Regions from separate parts of the Homo sapiens genome. Here region 2 is linked to region 1. The links are chromatin loops, found by intact Hi-C in ENCODE. Cell type or tissue: heart left ventricle. All regions are shown on one strand.

Region 1 (8,000 bases):
TCTTACATGGACTCATTGATTTTAAAGAAATAAAAGATCTCAGAATGACAGAAGCCGAATAGTAGCACTACCAACTGCCAGACACAAGGAGGTTCAATTACCATAAAGGGAAGAAGGGTACAGCAGAGTGGCTTGGCTGGGTCTAGGACTTGATAGTTAAGCAGCCTACTAACATTTTGTATAATATATACTTGATCTGGATATTTGATTGAAAAATAAAACTATAGGTTTAGTGATTAGAGATCTGAATTGAGTCACTACAAAGCAGAGTCACAGCCTCTCACTGAAATGCCATATTTAATCTAGTACGTAGATCCAGAACTTTTTGAATGAAGAACAAGCAGATTCCCTTTGGGAGAACCCCAACAAAATTACCATGAGTAGGTACTACGAATAATCCTTTTAGCCTTCCATCAACTAAACTATGGCAATTTCCCAGGGGACACCATGCATTGAATAATGCAAATGGCCAGATTTCTAAGGCATTTTTGGACGTAAGTCCCAAACTGACCCTAAAACATGGAGCTTCAAACTGCTACGGCGAGACTGGTCTTATTGTGATCAGGCAATACGTGAGATTTTGGCTGCCAATAATGTCTATCATGTTGGAATGTGTACTAATGTCTATTAAGTTGTAATAGTCATACTCAGCAACTGACAGAGTCCCCACATTGGGTTTCTGCCCTTTAGAAGACAGCCACTATAATAGGAAGGGAAAAATAGAAGCCGAGGGAGTGCTTCTCTCTAGCAAAGCAATAAATGAAAATTAAGGCCAAATCAAGGGCAGTTGCAGACTACTGCCACTATCAAATATGTGAAAATGCAGAGTAAATTTTTAAATATCACATTCCTATTTAACTCAACTATTTGTTTTGTGAAGAAGACATACAGATCTTGCAGAATCTCTGTTGATTGTCATGAAATTAATCAGGTGGTGACTCTAATTTTGGTTGCTGTTCCAGATGTGGTATCTTTAATGGAGTAAATCAATTTAGCTCCTATTATCCAGTATATAGTTAATATTCGGGTATTTATCTGGAACTTTTTAATATAATTTGTGAAAAACAACAGAAAACAATTTGCTTTCATTTGGCAGAGACAGTAGTATGTCTTCATCATCTTACCTAAGGACTATATAAACTCTTTCTCTCTCACAATAGTTTCTACAGGAAACCATCACACAGGATATAAAGTAGGAGGCTTAGTAACAGAGATATCTAGTGAAAGTGTATGTGAAAGCTCACAAAAACATTCCAGAGAAGGCTTTCAATAATAGTTGTACACAACCCATTCTGTGCAAGTCAGTTTGCCTCTTTTCTTAGTCATTTCATCACTGGATTCATGAATAAAATGGCCATTATGAAGATGAAGTCTAAACAAAGATTTTTATTCTGAGAAAGCTCATGTGGCAATCATGACAGCCAAAGAATGAAACAACCAATAGTGTAGACCAAACCGAGGCCCTGATATAGAACCATTTCCTAGTGTGACAAGTGAGCCAGTCAGTGGCAGAATAATTACTTTGGACCCCCGCCATTCTGGAAGGGAAGAAAACATTGCCTTTAGAAAAGATAATTTGGATATAAATTTGTATTTCTTCCCCCACATTGCTTTCACCAGCATCACCACCTGCGTATAATACCTTATTCTCTCACTTGGTATCCCACATAATATGGCTTCGGACCAAAGAGCTCATTTTACAGTGAAAGTAGTCACTCATATCAGTGAGACTTACTGGTGCTACCATGTACCACATTGTCTGAAGATGCTGTCTTAATGAAATAGCCCGATGGTCTATTGAAGAAACAGTACGTCACCTGCTGGGAGGACAAGAAGAGCCAACACATACACATAAAAGCTTGCAAGTCCAAGGTATCTTCTGACAAGATGTACAATATATTCCAATAGCAATTGATAGCAATAATGACTAATAAATACATGATGCTGTTTCTACAATAGTCAGGACACATGGCTTTGAGAACGAAGGGGCTGGAGTGGGAATATTCCCTGCCCTGTTACCTCAACAATGCACCCAGTAAAAATTTTGTTTTCTCTTTCTGTAACTTTGAACTCTGCTGGATTATTGAGTTTAATTCTCACACACACACACACAAAAATGGTTCTATTCAACTGGAAACTGAGAATTCCATGGAACCACCTTGAGCTCCTTATACCACTGACTCAATGGACAAGGGAAGAGTTAAAGGTCTGAGATGATTGATTCTGATTATTAGGGGAAAATAGGGTTGCTAGGGTTGCTTTTACGCACTCTTAGCCATTACTACTAATGCCTATTGCTGCTGTTGCTACTGCTGCTGCTAATACTACTGGGAACACTTTAGGAATAATATTTAGTCACCCAACCAGGTAAAGAACTGCAACCAGACCAGAAATGCCAGCTGAGAGACAAGGGGCAAGAACTAGATACTGGAAGAAGGAAGTTGTAAAACCCAACTCCAACCTCATGGCTTGTTGCTATGTGTATTTTCAACTCTGCTTTGTTTACATATGTACATGATGGCAAATGTGGACTGAAACAAAAAGTTAAGATTAAAAAGATATTATTTGACTTGCATAAAACTGAATAAGTCTAAAAGAAACTAAATAATTAAGCCTTCAAACAATGTTGTTTTTAAAGTTTGTAGCATTTCCACTTCTGAAATTATTAAAGCTTAAACCCTCACTACGATTTTGGGGCTAACCTGTTTTCCTTGTGTATGTGTCTGAATTTATGCATATTAACCAAATGACATTTTTTCCTCTCTCTTACCTTACCATTGCATATATAATGTGTGCTGTTGCTGGTGGTGATCCTTCTAATTTAGTTGTAAAATATCAAAGAGGGATTTTATGGTAGGTATGCATATTTTCTTCCCTGCTTTGTTTTGCATATATTTTTATGAATAAATTAATTTTTCTCCTCCTTCTTTTTCTCTTTCCTGGGCAGGGGAAAATAAAGTTATTGACATATTTCCAAAACTTCCACTGGATGTCCTTGTTCATTTTCTCCCAAGATCTGCAGGAACAAATGCAAACATTGGCTACAGGAGAAGAAATATTCCACTCCTCACTTGAGGGAGCTGTAATCTGTTTTCCTGTTGCATCCTTTCCCTTAAATGTTTTTCCAGGGTGTTGCAGAGCCACAGAACCCTTGGTAATTTTGCCAAGAACAAATTGTGAAGTAGCTTCTGAACCCATTACCTACTAAGATTTTATTGTTCATCTTAATTTTACAAAATGTCCATTCTTGGCCAAAACATTCTCTTCCTTAAATAACAAGAGATTGTGTAAGTAATTCTTAGAAGGCTCAACTGTATAGACTCCCTTTGGCCAGAGGGGCAAATCCTGGATTGAGTTTTTGAAATATCTTTTTAAAAATTATTTATTGCATAACAAATTAAAGAGGGCCTATAAGTTTTTTTTTTTTTTTTTTTTTAACAGCTGTTGAGCTATTGCTCTTCTGTGATAAAATCCCGTAGAAGATTTAACCTGCTATGGATTTCTGGGAGGTCACAGGGCTAAGTAAACTCGGAATTTGGGGTAAGCTTTTTCAAACAAAGTCACTGAATAGATGTGGATGAGGAAAAAAGCTTGTGAAAGGCATCAGGCACTGCAAACAACAGCTGCAGCTGCAAACCGGAAAGCATTCATATCCCTGTGTGACAGTTTGCTCCTCAGCCTTCCTAGGATTAGGGTGTGCACGCAAACAACACAGATAACACGAGAAAGAGTCGTTTATATCCTTACAATGTTTGCATTTATGTGCACGAGGGTACAAAAGGTGACATAGAAACATATTTGAAACATTGCTCTGTGACTAAGAACTTAGTCTTATCATTAAAGTAATAAACTGTGTGAACTGCCCTAATTTATGCTAAATCTCTCAGAAGCACCAAGCAGCTCAGCTGTTGCTGCTAGACCTCAGCACCTTAAAGATTGGGGATTCCGTGCTCTCTGGTGACAACCCTTGAGGACAAAACAGGCCTATTGGAGAAAGCCATTTATCAGAGCCCTCCTTTGACACAGGGATGCAGGGTGTTTGGACTTCAGGGGACTGCTGTGGAGATGGAGGAGAAGGAGAGAAAGGATAAGTCTACCCTATGCTCTAGAGAAGAGACAGCTGGCTACATATTCTTTCCAACCACACTTGTTCCTACTGGTAGTGCAATCAGGAACAATCTCTAAAATCTATTGCTGCGTATCTAGTATCTGCTTTGAGACATGGAGTCTAATTTTTTGTTTGCTTGTTTACATAGTTTGATTTCTTTTCTAATCTGATGTTAAATAACATCTATAATTTTGCGCTTAAAGTGTAAATTATCACATAAAGAGAACAGTAACAGGATTTCACAAACACTTGTTGTTCTGTCTTATATCAAAATAATATAAAATACTAAGACCTTTATATTAGATATCAGTATGTAGACTCTCATTATTTTGGTATGTAATGTACATTTTAGAGCACCTACCATAAGAATATGATAAATCATGTTGAAATAAATGATTTTTAAGAGAAATTGACATATGATTTTAAGCTAAGTGTATTTCAATCATATTGTATTTTTTTTGCCTAAAATGTTTTATTTCCTTTGTCACCATAGTGAAAAATTATCAGCAAAATATATCTACTGTTATTATAACAACCATGAAAACATTTCCAAATTTATTTTGCCAATCTCTTTAAGGGGCAAAGAACATTCACATTTAAAATATGATGAAAACAAAGTTGCTTAGCTTTAAGTGAAAACTTAACCACTTCAAGAGCAATGATCATACAGAGTATGTTAAGAAGAACTTTTCACTGAGAGACAAAGAAGGATTTTGTCTTTCTAACTTAGTGAATCAAGGGACAGAAATGGAGAGAGAGGCAAAGAAGGATTTTGTCTTTCTAAATTAGTGAACCAAGGGATAAAAATGGAGATTTTAGAAGAGAAAGTCACACTAATTCTCTGCAATTGGAGGTTTCCCAGAAATACATCTGGGAAATGTATTTCCCAGGCCTGAGAGTCAACCTCTTGTAAGTCAGTGTTATATGGTGGTTACATCATCACCTCATCTTCATAGATGCAATAACTTGGTGGAAATTTGGGTATGATTAGATATTTTTCAATGAGTATTAGTCATGAAAATAACTTTTAAAAAAATTAATAGATTTCAAAAGCAGTTTTAGGTCTGTAGGGAAAAAATGAGCAAAAAGTGCAGAGAGCGCCGTACACCCCTTGCACTGCCACCGAGTTCCCCTGTTCTTAACACCTTTCATTAGTGTGGTACATCTGTTACAGTTGATGAGCTAATATTGATATGTTATCTTTCACTAAAGCCAAAATGTGCCTAGAGTTTACTGTTTGTGTTGTACATTCTATGGGTTTTAACACATGTAAAATGACCTGTATCCATCATTATAGTATCATACAGAATGATAGCTTTCACTGTTATATTGCATTTTCATTTAATATTTTTTAAACAATTTACTGAACACATTTTGGGTTAAACCAGCTTTCATGTTGTGCTGAAAGTTCTCCAATTGTTCTTCCAGATTATTCATTTATCTCCTTTCATCCTGCTCTGTACCCCTGGTGGTGACCTCTACAGAATGCATTACTGGGACTCTGCCGAATTTGGGTAGTTTACTCAGTGAAAATTATCAGCAGGTGATCAGAGGAGGGGAGGAGAGGGAGGTCAGGGTGTTTACTCCCTGCTCCTTCCCTGTCTATTTGGGTTCTTTCTTTCTTTCTTTTTTTACTGTACTTTAAGTTCTAGGGTACATGTGCACAACGTGCAGGTTTGTTACATAGGTATACTTGTGCCTTGTTGGTGTGCTGCACCCATTAACTCATCATTTACATTAGGTATTTCTCCTAATGCTACCCCTCCCCCAGTCCCCCACCCTCGTGGCAGGCCCCGGGGTGTGATGTTCCCCACCCTGTGTCAAAGTATTCTCACTGTTCAACTCCCACCTATGAGTGAGAACATGCGGTGTTTGGTTTTCTCTCCTTGTGATAGTTTGCTCAGAATGATGGTTTCCAGCTACATCTATGTCCCTGCAAATGACATGAACTCATCCTTTTTTTGTGGCTACATAGTATTCCATGGTGTATATGTGCTACATTTTCTTAATCCAGTCTATCATTGATGAGCATTTGGGTTGGTTCAAAGTCTTTGCTATTGTGAATAGTGCCACAATAAGCATAACGTATGTGCATGTCTTTATAGTAGCATGATTTATAATCCTTTGGGTATATACCCAGTAATAGGATCGCTTGGTCAAATGGTATTTCTGGTTCTAGATCCTTGAGGAATCGCCATACTGTCTTCTACATGGTTGAACTAATTTACATGCCCACCAACCATGTAAAAGTGTTCCTATTTCTCCACATCCTCTCCAGCATCTGTTGTTTCTTGACTTTTTAATGATTGCCATTCTAACTGGTGTGAGATGATATCTCATTGTGGTTTTGATTTGCATTTCTCTGATGACCAGTGATGATGAGCATTTTTTCATGTGTCTGTTGGCTGCATAAATGTCTTCTTTTGAGAAGTGTCTGTTCATATCCTTTGCCCACTTTTTGATGGGGTTGTTTGTTTTTTTCTTGTAAATTTAAGAGCTTCTGCACAGCAAAAGAAACTACCATTAGAGTGAACAGGCAACCCACAGAATGGGAGAAAATTTCTTCAATCTACCCATCTGACAAAGGGCTAATATCCAGAATCTACAAAGAACTATTTGGGGTTTTGGCAATGACTGTGTTCCTTTACCCATAGCTACAGCAAGCCCCTCTTCCACAGGTTCGGCTCGTACCTGGTTCTAGAAACAGCTCCTTCCTCTGTCCTCTGGGGTCTAGGGGTGGTAAATTCTTCCTGTTGTGACTAGTCCTTGGGTATTTTACCATCTTTTGTTAGTTTCTTTATGCTGCCCACACTTTTGTAAATAGACCCTTCAATAAGTTCTTTTCAATTACCCCTTGAGTCTGCATCTGTCTCTGTAGAAAGAACACACACCTATTTCATTGAATTTTTACAATACTGTTAGAAATTCCAGCCTGTAGACTTAACTTATTCTCATTTTATATTATGTTTAAAAATTAAGGTAAAATTGAGGCTTGGGAAGATTAAAACATTGCCCAATATCACAGACTAAATATATCTTGAGCCAGGGATAAGAATCAGGACTTAGGGGTCTTCACTTCTTGTATAGCCATCTCCCCATGCACAATAGTATCTGGAAAAATGCTTTGCTATTGTGTGGTATGTTCATTATTATGCAAAAAAAAAAATCAATAAGAAAGAAACTATCTATTTTGGAAACAGTGAGTCTGTAAGTGAACTGAATAATTTAGAAAGTGATGAAGTAATACATATGTTAACTAATTTAACTGAGCCGTTTCACAAGTATACATATTTTAGAACATGTTGTACATGATAAGTATATACAATTTTATTTGCCAATTAAAAAAAACAAATTTTAAAAAGTGATGTGAATATTGTGGAGGTCCTTTTGTATTTTGTCATTTTCTGAGATTTTGGATGAGAAGTGGAAAATTTATTAGCATACATTTACATATTCATGAAAGAATATATTTTACACATAAAATTCATTGACTTTTAAAGGCTTCTTTTCAGGTCCTTAATGGTTTGGATAGGTTATTTTATACCTATATTAATATTAATATGAAAGAAAAAATATTTGATTTGTAGAGATGTTTTACTGAATGTAGAAAAATCTCATATAATTTAAGATTAATAGGTATTTTGAAAGAATTCAGCACATTAATAAAACACTGATCAAATAACTAAAGCCTTGGATTTCCACAAAGCACTGACATTGCCCCTTGTAATAACCTAGAGCCAAGATGGAGAAATATGGCTTAGGTTAGACGAAACAGAGATTCGAATTAATTATTGGGCAGTGAAATATAGGGGATGAATTCAATAGATTGGATTGTTGTTAGGAAAAATAGTTAGCTGGAACTCTTATGTAGTGAGTCTCACCCTTGGTCATA
Region 2 (8,000 bases), 110 kb before region 1:
GTTTAATCGAATTCAGTTTGTTACTGAAAAAGTACTGATTAAAATCCATATGTTCTCATTGAATACTGACAGTAACTAGAGATCAAAAAAGGCTTAAAGAGGTTAATTAACTTGAGCAAGACCAGATGAAGGTTTTAAACCTAGAGCTTCTGACTCCATGTCTGTCAGAGGACCCCAAAGATGCTACCTTATTTCCAGAAAATGTGTAAGTAGTGTTTCGCCTATCCCCACTCTGCCCTTGAGTTCCTCTGAGCCATAATAGTTTTTCAGATTTAAAAAAGGAGATACTTATTAATGTCTTTCATCAGAGCTATTTTTTACTCCTTAGATGTGAAGCTACTTAAGAGCACAGTTACCATTTTTTACATCATTTGCCGTTTGCAGAACCACCTTATGTAAATGAATTTAGTTGATACTGTAATCATTATTACAGATGGTAGCATCATCATTGCTTAGTGTGTTATGTTGGAAGTAGAAAGTGATGGTGAAAATCCTAGGCTCTGGCACCCCGTCTGGCTTCAAATCCTGGCTCAATTTCTTATTAACTGGGAAAATCTGGGCAAATAATTTAGTTTTGCTCTGCCTCCATTTATATCATCTGAAAATAAATAAGGATTAAATAATCCATTAATTTTAATGGTTGTTGTCAGCATTAAATAAGTTCACAGTACATGTTAAGTACCTAGAGGGGAGTGTGGAATGTATAAGCCGTCAATACAATTTGCTGTTATTTGATTATAAATAATAGTTTTAAGGTGCCTTTAAAATCATAATCAGTGCTTAACAAATGGTTGTTGATACGTGCTTTGAATGAAATGCCTCAAAAACAAAACTCTCATAATTCGTTTTCATAATGAAAACTAAGTGTCTCACATATTGATACTGGAAAATGAGAAAATGCAATCTCTAATCAACTTGAGGACACTTCTGTCGTTTTAATGTAACCAATAGTATGAGAGAGTTTATATTTTAATGTTAGGTTGGAAATTTTCTTTTTTTTTTTTTTTTTTTTTTTTTGGTATGGAGTCTTGCTCCTTCACCAGGCTGGAGTGCAGTCGTGCAATCTCCACTCTCTGCAACCTCCAACTCCATGGTTCAAGCAATTGTCCTGCCTCAGCCTCCCGAGTAGCTGGGATTACAGGCATGCGCCACTACACCCAGCTAATTTTTGTATTTTTAGTAAAGGGGGGTTTCACCATGTTGGCCAGGATGGTCTTGATCACCTGACCTTGTGATCTGACCGCCTCGGCCTCCCAAAGTGCTGGGATTACAGACGTGAGCCACTGCGCCCAGCCAGTTTTCTTTTTTAGTTCTTTTCAAAACCCTTTCTTAACAGTTGAAATGCATTTATATAAAGAAGTTTACGTTTCACAATCCCACTGGCCTGTTTCCCAGGCATTTTTTTAAACCAATTACTGTTTGCTTTGGTGTCTGTTGTGATTTCTCTTATTTAGTTGGATTTTGTAGTTACTTTAAAAGTTACGAAATTTCACATTTCATCAAGTCCAGAGGCCAGAGACACCCAAATATGCACAGACAGGAATCAGCTGCAATTGTCCAAGCCAGAGCTGATTAGGCCTCAACTGGAATAGTCCCACCATGTAATAAATCTTCCTGAGTATTGTGTATAAGGTCAAATATTTCCAGCTTCTTTGATTTTACTGCCCGTCTTCCTAGGTCTCCATCCGTAAAGTGGATGGAAACACTGTCATTGAAGGAGCTAGTTCTTCAAATTTAATTTTTTTTTTTTTTTTTTTCCTGAGACAGAGTTTCGTTCTTGTTTCCCAGGCTGGAGCGCAATGGTGCGATCTCGGCTCACCGCAACATCCGCCTCCCGGGTACAAGCAATTCTCCTGCCTCAGGTTCCCGAGTAGCTGGGATTACAGGCATGCGACACTACACCCAACTAATCTTGTATTTTTAGTAGAGACGGGGTTTCTCCATGTCGGTCGGGCTGGTCTCGAACTCCTGACCTCAGGTAATCCGCCCACCTCGGCCGCCCAAAGTGCTGGGATTACAGGTGTGAGCCACCGCACCTGGCCAAAATATTTTTAATTGATTAAAAATGAGATAATTTGAGGAAACATGCATAGAATACTAGACAGAGACTATTTTAGCAGATAAGAGTGCCACTTTTAGTAAAAGAAGTTGTCACCTAGAAGAAAGTACAGGTGCTCCTTGACTTACCGTGGGTTAAGTCCTGAAAAGCCCACTGTAAGTTGATAATACCTTATTTTGAAAATGCATTTAATACACCTAACCTACCAAATGTAGCTTAGCCTGGCCTAACTTAAAGGTGCTCAGAACACTTAGATTAGCATACAGTTGGACAAGATAGCATAAAGCCTATTTTACAATAAAGGATATCTCATGTAATTTTCTTGGATACTGTACTGAAAATGAAAAACAGATTGATTGCATGGGTACTTGAAATATGGTTTCTAACTGAATGCATACCAGTTTCGCACCAATGTAAAGTTGAAAAATTGTTAAGTTGGACCATCATACGTTGGGGACCATCTGTACATAGAGTAGGACTCTTGAGAGCCTAAGGGCCACAGAAATTCCTTTTCCAACTGCAGTGTCTATGGAGGGATTCTTATAATTAATTTTATTCCTGTGCAAACACACTATCTGTGTATTCTCTATTTTACCAGGATTTTTTGTTTTTGCTAAATTAGACATACAATTTTGCAGTTATTTTTTACTAAGTTGACAAATGTTTGTACAATTTCAGTGTAAAGCTAGTCTTCAAAATAAACCACTGTGAAGATTGGATATTACCTTGGATTTTCTGTTGTGCACTCTTGAATTTTAATTATGTTCTGTGGAAACTTCACAGAGTTTTAGCTTTGATCCTTCCTTCACTTTTGAAAATCAAGAGTAAAGTTAAGTCAAAGCTACTTCTAAACAGCTCTATCTTTAATTTCTATTAAATAGTACTGAGGTATCAATTTTGTAGCTTGTGGAATGCGGACTATCCCAGCAGCAAATTCATTAATATGGTTTGTATAGGACTCACTTTGCAGCATTCAATTTTAGTATAACATGTTTTCCTGTTTACAAATATAAGTAATTACCTTTCCGTTTTAAGTGACCAATTGTCCTAGCAATCTACTTCACAAGGCAATTTACCTGTAATAAATATAACTTTTTTGCAGACTTGAGCATACGTTTAAACCATTTAACCATTCTTGAATTTCTTAACATAGTAAGTTACAAATTTTAACTATGAATCTTCTTCTTCGAAAGGAATCTTGTCTAAATCTAATAAAGCATTTTTCTGGCTGAAGCTGCAATGGAAAGCTTCAGTATGAAGCTGGCATAAGGAAAGCCAGTAAAAAGTGCCCTTTCTTCTTTCTGAGAGCCCCACCTCTGATCCTCCTACACTTAAGGCTTCTAGATGCAGATTTATACAATAGTGCTAAATCAAGACCTTGAAAAATGTACTCATATAGTAAGATTTACTCAAAACCACGAACTCCTCCATTATTTAAAATATGTTAGAGATACATAAATATATAGAGAAAATGCATACATACATAATTTATTGAGTGCCTACTGTGTGCTAGGTACTTTTCTGGGTACCTTACTAATGCTCTCATTTAGTCATCAGAGCAGTCCTGCAATATTGGTAAAATTTCCATTTTCTATATAAGGAAACACATTTAAGAGAGGTTAGTATTTTGTGCAATGTTGGCTATCTAGGAAGTGGCAGAGCTGGGTGTAAAATCTAGAGTTAAGACCTTTGTTAGCCATATCTTCAAAATCCAGTGTCATTTCTTAGCCATATCTTCAAAATCCAGTGTCATTTCTTAGCCATATCTTCAAAATCCAGTGTCATTTCTTAGCCATATCTTCAAAATCCAATGGCATAAAGAAGTTTTTCACAAGGGTGCCACATGGTGTAGTGCAGCATGTCCAACAGCATTGCCTGAACAGATGTTAATAAGTATGCATGATGCACATTAGCATGTCAATGGCTGTGAAAAGCCAGTGCAGTAAAGAAGTAAAGAGCTCTCTGTGTGTTAACCCTCCATTTCACAAACATAGGAACTGCACAGACACAGCAGCCACTACCCAGGTGTGAATGCAGAGCACTTAAAACGTAGCTAGTCCAAAGTGAGTTGGCCTATTAGTGTAAAATACAAGAGTTCAGATACACAGAATTTAAAAATTACATGTTGAACTGATTTGTGATATATTGGGTTATATAATTTTAAAATTCTACTTTTTTTTACATTTTTAATGTGGTTTTGGAAAATAGGTACTCATGTGTCTTTGCATTATATTTGTATTTGGGAAATGAAATGCTTTATTTTTCTTCCACAACAACTCTATTTGCATTGCATGGAAATGTTCCCAAGTTTTAGAGAAACACATACAAAAACTAAAAAGGATAGAATGCTAAAATTTGAATGTGGAAGATGTGGGTCTTGGTGTCTTGAATAAATCACACCTTCAGTGACTTTCTTGGGAAATGGTGGGCCTCAGTAAAGACTTGGACTATTCCAGTTTTAAATGCTATCGTTTGGTTTGGTGTAATATAGCCTTTCCTGTGGGGGGAAAACCCATCTCATTTTCACTTTAAATATGTCAGCTATAATAAAAGAGAGACATACACATTTTAAGATCTATACTCTAAAACAGGGTTTTGAAATTAGCAGCTCTCTTTATTTTTAGTTCCAATACATGGAGGGGGAGTTGACCCTTCAAGATACTGGAAAATTATTAAATCCAGTTTACAGACTCATCTCTTTAGTCTGCAGCCAAATCAAAAGATTAGTGGGGTTTTTTTTAATGTTGTTATTGTGTTGTGTTTTGTTTTTTTAATATGTTTCAATTCCCCTAGCCAAATTCCTTTCTTTCTCCACACCTCCCACAGGACTGGGCTGAGCACAGTCATGCATTAAAAAAGCTTCTGAACTTATTTTGGAAAGAGTAGCTCCCTGGAGTGTGGAGGAGGACAGGAATTTGCTATCTGCAGGACTTAAATCAGGATAGAGTATCAAATATTCCAAGGCCTTACATGCATGTTTTGTTTTTTGATAAAGACAGAAGATTGCAAATGGTTTGCTCTTTAACAGTCAATAAAATCATATCTACTAATCAATACATTTGAAGTTTACTAGATTCTCAAACTTTCCATAAGATTTGAGTTCATTAGTTTAATGGGATCGATCTGAGAAAAATTAGATTTATGTGCAGATTTTAGCTACCCTTGTCCTTGGAATGTGTATGCACACACACACACATCTGTGAGAATGATTATTTTCTACTTGATACAGTGTGCATCAAATAAAAGTTTACTATATTGGAATATGGGAATAAATTCATTTATAATTAGTTGAAATTGTCCAGACACATATTTTAGAAAAGTATGTTATTTTTGTTTTAAGTTTGGAAGAACCTGAATGATTAAACCTGATTTAAGTCCCTCTAACAATTATGAAGAAAAAAAAAGACTAGATTTTATATCAACTTAATTGTCTTTTGGTTTAAAATTATGTATCCAATAAAGACATTTAAAAAGTAAATTTATGTCCATATTATTTTTAATAATCCAGCCTTTGAAAAAAATCATTGGCCGGGCACGGTGGCTCAAGCCTGTAATCCCAGCACTTTGGGAGGCCGAGGCAGGCGGATCACGAGGTCAGGAGATCGAGACCATCCTGGCTAACACAGTGAAACCCCATCTCTACTAAAAATACAAAAAAAAATTAGCTGGGCATAGTGATGGGCGCCTGTAGTCCCAGCTACTCGGGAGGCTGAGGCAGGAGAATGGAGTGAACCCAGGAAGCTGAGTTTGCAGTAAGCCAAGATTGTACCACTGCACTCCAGCCTGGACGACAGAGCAAGACTCCATCTCAAAAAAAAAAAAAAATCATTTTTTAATCACATCATGTTCCTATTTATACACATCATTAAGGTAATTCTATTTTTATCTCTTGTATTAAGTTGGTTGAATGCACTTTATTTAAATACATTATGGTTCACATGGAAAGCAGAGCTTTACATGGAAGAAAAGCAGCATCAATCCTACCTAATTTCTTGGGATCCAAGTTTTTTTTAGGACTGTGATTTTTCTTGGCATTAAGTATGTGGATAATCAAAATCAAGGATTATTCTGTTTACTAACACATATTTGACTGGCAATCTCAGGCCAGGGCTGTTTTAAACACGACTTATCTCAAATTTAGCGAAAGAGTTCACTTAAGTCATATAAACGCTTCATCTTTTCTAATTAAGTGTTATCTCTTTTTTCCATGAACCTTTGGCAAAAATGTCCTTTGTGTTTAGCTACTGTCAAGGACAGTTTGGAAGCATTTGACCCGTTAAGGAAAATACAGCTGCTATCTCCACTTATAGACATTGTGGCAAAGCTCTAATGAAAAAGCAACTTTAAAAATGTATATGTTTCTTCTAATAACTCATTTCACCAAGTCAATTTAATACTTTTAATTTAGGTCTGAAAAGACTAAGGACAACATTTGGTGTGGATAGGTTTTTAAAAATTTTGCCACAGAGATTTGGACAGAACAAAACTATTATATTGACATTATTATTTTTACTCCAAACCCTGTTTTTCCACAGTATTTAGGAATAAGAGTGTAAGTGTGTGAACTCAGGTGTCATTTACTTTTCAAATGACAACTTAGCACCTTTGCTGTGAAAAGTCCCATTTAGGGACACAAAACAGGAATAGTAATGAAGAGGCCAGACTGTCTGAAACTGAATCCTGGCCCTGCTGCCTCCAATTGTGTGACTTTGAATAAGTTACCTGGCCTTTCTATGCCTCAATGATTTCCATATAAAATGAGGATAACATTAGTGCTGTCCTCCTGTAGTTGCTGCAGGGACTCATGAGTTATTAATGTAAGGTGCATGATGTGTGCCAGACACATGGTAATTGTGATGGAACTTTTAAATATAAATTTCATCATAGTGATGTTGGTGATGATGACAAATATGAAGAATAGAGAGGAAAAGAAAACGGAGATAGACATTTAAGTAACTAATTGTAATTCAAGGCAAAACAAAATGGGTTTGGTGACCGTCTGTTCCAGCACAGTTCCAGTTTATCTCTATTGTCACAGCATGATTATTAACTTCATCCCATTGCAGTCTCAGAATGGATCTATAGTCCTGGACATAAGAGCAACCTGATATGAGAGGTCACAGGACAGACTTAAGGCCTTACGAAGGAAAAGACTTTTGAACTGACCCATAAAAGGAACAGGGGCAGAGAGGGAAAGTCATTTCTCTGTCTGTTGCCCAGCTCTTCGTGAAGGGGAGCTAGAAGAAGCTACATTTTCCTTTAGTTTTCAGCAGAGCAGAAAAAAATTCCAAACAAGACTATATTAATGTTCTATTGCCACTGTAACAATTTACCACAAAATTACTGGTATAAAGCAATATAAATTTATACACTTAAATTCTGGAGGTCAAAAGTCTAAAATGGGTCCATGGGACTGCACATCATCTAGAAGCTCTAGGGGAGAATCTGTTTCTTTGCCTTTTCCTCTTTCTAGAGGCTGTTCACATTCCCTGGCTCATAAGCCCTTCCACTGTCTTCAAAACCCAAAGCCTATCCTCTTCCCTCCAATCTCTGCATCTGTCCTTACATTTTCTCTATATGTGTTCTGACTCCTGCCTCTTTCCTATAAGGACCCTTTTGATTACACTGAGCTCATCTGGGTAATCCGGAATAACCTCTGTAATTTAAGAGGCTTAATTTAATCACACGTGTAAAATCCCTTTCACCCTATAAAGTAACATGTCCACAGCTTTCAGGAATTAGAACATGGACAACTTTTGGTGGGGGCGGTGTGTTATTCAGCCTACAACCGAGACTCATTTTTCTGGTATCAACAGTACAGTATTTAAAGTCAAATATCATCCTATTAAAGATGAAAGGTTCAATGTTTTAACAATCTCAGGCGCAGAGCTGTCAGCTAACTGCAGTTTCCAAAACCAGAATCAGGAATTCTCTGAGTTAC

What was found. Hi-C counts contacts between places; a loop is a spot of excess contacts. Peaks named below come from ENCODE experiments on the same cell type or tissue, not always from the same donor. Only the 100,000 strongest peaks of a DNase experiment are listed, where the experiment ranks them.
Region 2: a loop joins it to region 1, with 1.9 times the contacts of the local background. A loop is called at or near these places in 2 of 110 quality-filtered maps.

Annotation. Positions count from the first base shown.
Region 1 is chr7:80,331,948-80,339,947 of GRCh38, forward strand. It overlaps LOC105375373 (a long non-coding RNA gene), which reads right to left and starts at 3,006. Exons shown (of 5, transcript XR_007060401.1): 1 at 2,776-3,006; 2 at 1,736-1,817. In heart left ventricle, a CTCF peak has its summit at 3,042; no DNase peak of the experiment used is centred here; H3K27ac peaks cover 1,581 bases.
Region 2 is chr7:80,220,645-80,228,644 of GRCh38, forward strand. It overlaps GNAI1 (G protein subunit alpha i1), which reads left to right. Exons shown (of 8, transcript NM_002069.6): 8 at 1-5,537. Among named protein-coding and RNA genes, the nearest start is that of GNAI1, 90 kb to the left of the region's middle. In heart left ventricle, no CTCF peak of the experiment used is centred here; no DNase peak of the experiment used is centred here.